Linked DNA regions of Homo sapiens: region 2 is linked to region 1. A link is an interaction called in ENCODE POLR2A ChIA-PET data of the cell type or tissue named here. Cell type or tissue: CD4-positive, alpha-beta T cell. All regions are shown on one strand.

Region 1 (2,500 bases):
CCAGCATGGTTGCTGGCATCGGTGTTCCCTCTTTTGGTGCCTTGTTTTCTGAGAGATACTGTCCATTATGATTAAACTGCATTCTAGCAGTTCCTCTCCATTCAAGGAAGTCATTTATTCCTGCGATTGCAGGGCTCAGAGGGGGAAAAATGGTAGATTCTCAGAGCTCCAGCCAGCAGCAGAAGCCAGCAAGGGAGGAGGAAGGAGGCACGGCCAGATCAGCACAGCCAGCGCTCAGATCCTCCCCCAGCTGCCTCAAGCTGGGGGAAGGAGGGCAGGGCTCTGAGGCTTCCTTCATTGGCTCAGGAAGGCCTGTCTCCTAAACAGTTTTTCTTCCTTTGTTGCTAACCATTTTACTGGGCCAGCCTAGAGGGCTCTGAGGCATTAGGAGCAGCCAGGCAGTTGGTTCAGTCAGACTATTAGACTTGGGTAAAAGCTGAAATAGTGCCAACTTTGGTGTTGTCCCTAACCCCTGCTTCTCTCTGTGCATCCTGTAGCTTTTGGGTTGGTTTGGAGCAGGAGCTGCATCTTCCCACACAACGGATGACACCTGCAACCCAAACAATGTGCCCACACTTGAATGGAAACCCCTTCAGCAGCGTATGGTGCTGGGGACCTTCTGGGGAGATCGCTGGAGTGCAGGTTCACATGAAAGGGAGTTAGGGAGCTGGGTTTTCTCTTCATAAGTATGCACTAACTATCTCTGGAGGCTTAGAAGTCCATCCCCACATACAAGCAAACCTGGGGCTTACGCATTGTTGCAGCTGCCACCAGTTTGGAGGCTGAAGGGAACAAGTCCTACCCTGGCCATTGCTTGCTGATGAAACTTGATGGTCACTTTCTATTTCCAGGCTTCCATTTTCTTCTCTGTGAGATAGAGGGTGGGAGCCAAAGAGTAGTTTGTTTCATGATTCCATGAATATCTTAGAAAGCAAAATGCACAGAGCCAAATTTCCTTTGCCATGCCGAATGACAGGGCAACGGAACTGGCAGTGTTGTTGCTATAAAACCCCAACTAGAGTTACAGACGGAAGGGAGTTGGTATGTCCTGTCACTGATGTCAGGTGACTCACACAGACGGGTTTGGGACTCTAGAAGCTGGCTGTCGGAACATCCTTTGAAGTGGTGGTTTTAAACACTTTTATGAACTGCAGGCTGAATGTGAACATGTAAGTCATTCTCCTGGTATGTCGTATTTTCCCAAACACGCTATTTCAAATTGAAGCATTGCAGCAACTGTCTTAATTTAGGATGTGCTTTGCATTTGAACATGCTACTTATTAGCTGACTGGTTTTTGTGATGCTCAGAGAATGAGTTACTGAAGTTTGAAGTCACAGGGAGGCAGATTTTGGCTCAGTCCGGGGAAGACCTTTTTAAGACACTGAGCTGGCCTTTGGAGGTAGTGGAGTTCCTGTTGTTAGTAATGTTCAAACAAAAGCTAGGTGTTCCCCCTACCCGACTCTCCCTCTCCTGGGTTAGGGACATTGCAGAGTGATTCTCTGACATCCTATCCAAAGCAGCCCCCTCCTCCTCACTCTCTATCTACCATTCTGGTTTAATATTTCAGTACTTATTACTCTCAGAAAGTGCCAAGTTCATTTAATTCTTGACTTGTCTGTCATTATCTCATCCAGCTTGAAGGTAAATCTGGTGAGGCAGGAGCCTGGGCTCTTGTTAATTTTTTTGTTTTGTTTTGTTTTGGTTTGAAGCAGAATCTCACTCTGTCACCCAGGCTGGAGTGCAGTGGCTCGATCTCGGTTCACTGCAACCTCCACCTCTAGGGTTCAAGTGATTTTTCTGCCTCAGTCTCCTGAGTAGCTGGGACTACAGGCGCCTGCCACCATGCCTGGCTAAGTTTTGTATTGTTAGTAGAGACAGGGTTTGACCATGTTGGCCAGGCTGGTCTCGAACTCCTGACCTCGAGTGATCCATCTGTCTCAGCCTCCCAAAGTGCTGGGATTACAGGCATGAGCCACCGCGCCCAGCCTCCTGTTCACCGTTCTATTTCATGTCAACGCTGATGCCTGGCACTCAGCAGGCACTTACCTACTGAATGGATGATTTTTCTATTGGTACAGGTGTCATAGCTTCTAAGAGCCCACGATTCTAAGGGATTAGCCCTTCAAAAGCTGGCTGTGGGTGTTTGAGGGAGCCGTGGTGTCCTGAGGTTAATGAGTAGTGGAATGAGTATTAGGAATTGGACATGTGGCCCCTCTCCGGCTGTTTGTCCTGGGGTGAGTCACCCGACCTTTTTGGGTCTCAGTTGCTTCATTTGTAAAAAGACAGAGTTGAATTCAGTTATCTTCAAGGCTCCTTCCAGCTGGACTATCTTGTGATTCAAGTACTCTGTGTTTGTACTCACTCCTCTGTTCTCAAACTGTTTGTTCAACTCTCTTTTATTAGGGGTTCTAGGCCTGTCGAAACTGAAAAAAAAAAAAAAAGTAGCCCTGGGAAGCAAAGAGTAAATATTATACAAGTGCAAATGAATTACTATTGTAT
Region 2 (2,500 bases), 480 kb after region 1:
TCAAGCACTTTTCTAAGATGTGGAGATCCAGCACTGAACAAAAGTGACAAAAATTCCTGCCCACAAGAACTTACATTCTGGCCAAGCGCAGTGGTTCACTCCTGTAATCCCACCAATTTGGGAGGCCAAGGCAGGTGGATCACTTGAGGTCAGGAGTTTGACTAGCCTGGCTAACATGGCAAAACCCCATCTCCACTAAAAATACAAAAAAATTAGCCAGGCGTGGTGGTGCATGCCTGTAATCCCAGCTACTCAGGAGGCTGAGGCATGGGAATTGCTTGAGTGTGGGAGGTGGAGGTTGCAGTGAGTGGAGATCATGCCACTGCACTCCAGCCTGGGCGATGGAGTAAAAGTATGTCTCAAAAAAAAAAAAAAAAAAAAAACACACAAACAAAAAAAAAACCTCACATTCTAATGACCCTAAGACAGGACTTTCTGCTGGTTTACCTTAGTTTTGTAGTATCCAGTCAAAGGGCAAGAGCTGTTTCCCTCAGTTCTAGTTTTGTCCCTGAAGGAGGAAGAAACTTCTTCCTGGCTGGCCTTGGATCCACCCCTTGGTCTCTGGCAGCCACTTATCGACTGTTGTTTGTTTTCTGGGGTCTACATTGAAAGATTTCAATTGCTTATTCTATCTCTGGCCTAGAGTCCTACTCAGAAGGAATTTATTTTGAGGCTTTTCTAGCTTCATTTACCTAAACATCATATTTTAAAACAAAAAAACATTTGTCTCCTTAAACCTGTCCACTGGATTTCTTTCATCCTCTATAGCTGGAGATGACAGTGCCAGGAAATGTGATTACCTTAGCTGCTTTGATGAGCCTATTAGATGGAAGTATGGTTAAAAAAAATCAACATCATAACCTAAAAAGGCCTTCTATTAAAGACGGGAACCTCCACCTTCAACACACACACATACACTGCACATATACACATATACATTTGCTTTTAACCCACAAAACTCAGACACTCCCCTGAGGGTAGAGAGTAATTTTGCTCTTGTATACCGTAAATCATGAAAAGGATGTAACTAACAGACACAGAGTTCTCCACTGCACATATTTTAGTTATCCAGCTGCCCTCTTGTCTTCTCTGGCTTCCCTTGCTCAAGCAGTGGATAGATCATGGCTGACCATGGGGACAGCCTGCGCTAGCTAATGTGCCTCTGTTATATGTCCCTGAATATGAGGTAACTTATACATGGTTAAATTTAGGCCTCATATCTCACCAGATAATAATAGTTTAGAGTAGCGAGTGGATTCTGGATAAACAGAAGAGACGTCTCTCCCCTCCTGAAGACAAATTCAAAGGCTGATTATTGGTATAAAGAAAATTAGATCAAGGAGGAGCCAGGTTACCTGGGGCTAAAAGAAAATATTTTTACATTTCATTTTTAAAACAGTATATTGGCTTGATGGCATGGACTAGTGATAGGTAACTTCTATCAAAATTTTTATTTGAAAGGAGAGCGCTGGGCGTGGTGGCTTACACCTGTAATCCCAGCATGTTGGGAGGTAGAGGCAGGAGGATTGCTTGAAGCCAGGAGTTTGAGACCAGCCTGGGCAGGATAGCAAGACCCTGTCTCTACAAAACAAAACTGAAAAAATTAGCCAGGCATGGTGGTGCATGCCTGTAGTACCAGCTACTTGGGAGGCTGAGGTGGGAGGATCACTGGAGCCTGGGAGGCCAAGGCTACAGTGAGGGCAATGGAGTGAGACCCTGTCTCTAAATAAATAAATAAATAATAAATGGAAGAAGGAGAAGATGCTGAGAATGAAAATGACTAAAGGGGTCAACAGAGCTACACAGTCCTACTTAACAAACTTATAATATCTGCTCAGCTGGACAAAGTCCTTCTATTAGATGTTATGTTTGGGTATTTACCTCCCTTCAAAAGGAATCTGTCCTTCATATATAGCCCCTTATAAGAAAATGCCCCCCATCAATGGACCCTGCTGAAAGGATAGGTGTACTGGCCATCTTCTTTACTGTTATGGCTGAATGGATGAAAAGGCAACCCATGAACACAATTACTAGGTGTGAAAGATAAAATGGGTCAATTAGATCATAAAGTCAAGTGTCAGTGTCATGGAAAGGCAAGACAGAGATGAGATAAATGAAGAGAATAACCTAAGTTTCAACCTTCCCAATACCCATGTGATCTGGCTGTCTTTTAGTTCCTATTTATACATAGTCATGATAATCTCAATTGTATCCTTACAAAAGAGCTTAGTGGATAAAAATGTACCTCTGGAGCCAGTCTCCCTAGGTGGAAATCCTGACTCTGCCACTAATTGTGTAGCCTTCTAAGCCCCAGTTCCTTCATCTACAAAATGGGATAATTAATACAGTTGTCCCTCAGTATCTGCAGGGGAATAATTCCAGGGCCCGCTGCAGACACCAAAATCCATGGATGCTCAAGTCCTTTATATAAAATGGCACTGTATTTGCATGTAACCTACACACATCCTCCTGGATACTTTAAATAATCTCTAGATTATTT

What was found. ChIA-PET counts read pairs that join two places held together with the same protein. Peaks named below come from ENCODE experiments on the same cell type or tissue, not always from the same donor. Only the 100,000 strongest peaks of a DNase experiment are listed, where the experiment ranks them.
Region 2: POLR2A ChIA-PET joins it to region 1 with 5 read pairs; 16 of 35 experiments call an interaction of 5 or more read pairs at or near these places.

The regions. Positions count from the first base shown.
Region 1 is chr14:68,778,751-68,781,250 of GRCh38, reverse strand. LOC107984709 (a long non-coding RNA gene) reads left to right here and starts at 1,054. Exons shown (of 2, transcript XR_001750793.2): 1 at 1,054-1,169. RefSeq lists an enhancer at 1-473. In CD4-positive, alpha-beta T cell, no CTCF peak of the experiment used is centred here; DNase peaks (open chromatin) are centred at 250 and 1,080; H3K4me3 peaks cover 2,291 bases; H3K27ac peaks cover 2,462 bases.
Region 2 is chr14:68,299,476-68,301,975 of GRCh38, reverse strand. The region is part of intron 8 of RAD51B (RAD51 paralog B); the gene reads right to left. Among named protein-coding and RNA genes, the nearest start is that of RAD51B-AS1, 380 kb to the left of the region's middle. In CD4-positive, alpha-beta T cell, no CTCF peak of the experiment used is centred here; no DNase peak of the experiment used is centred here.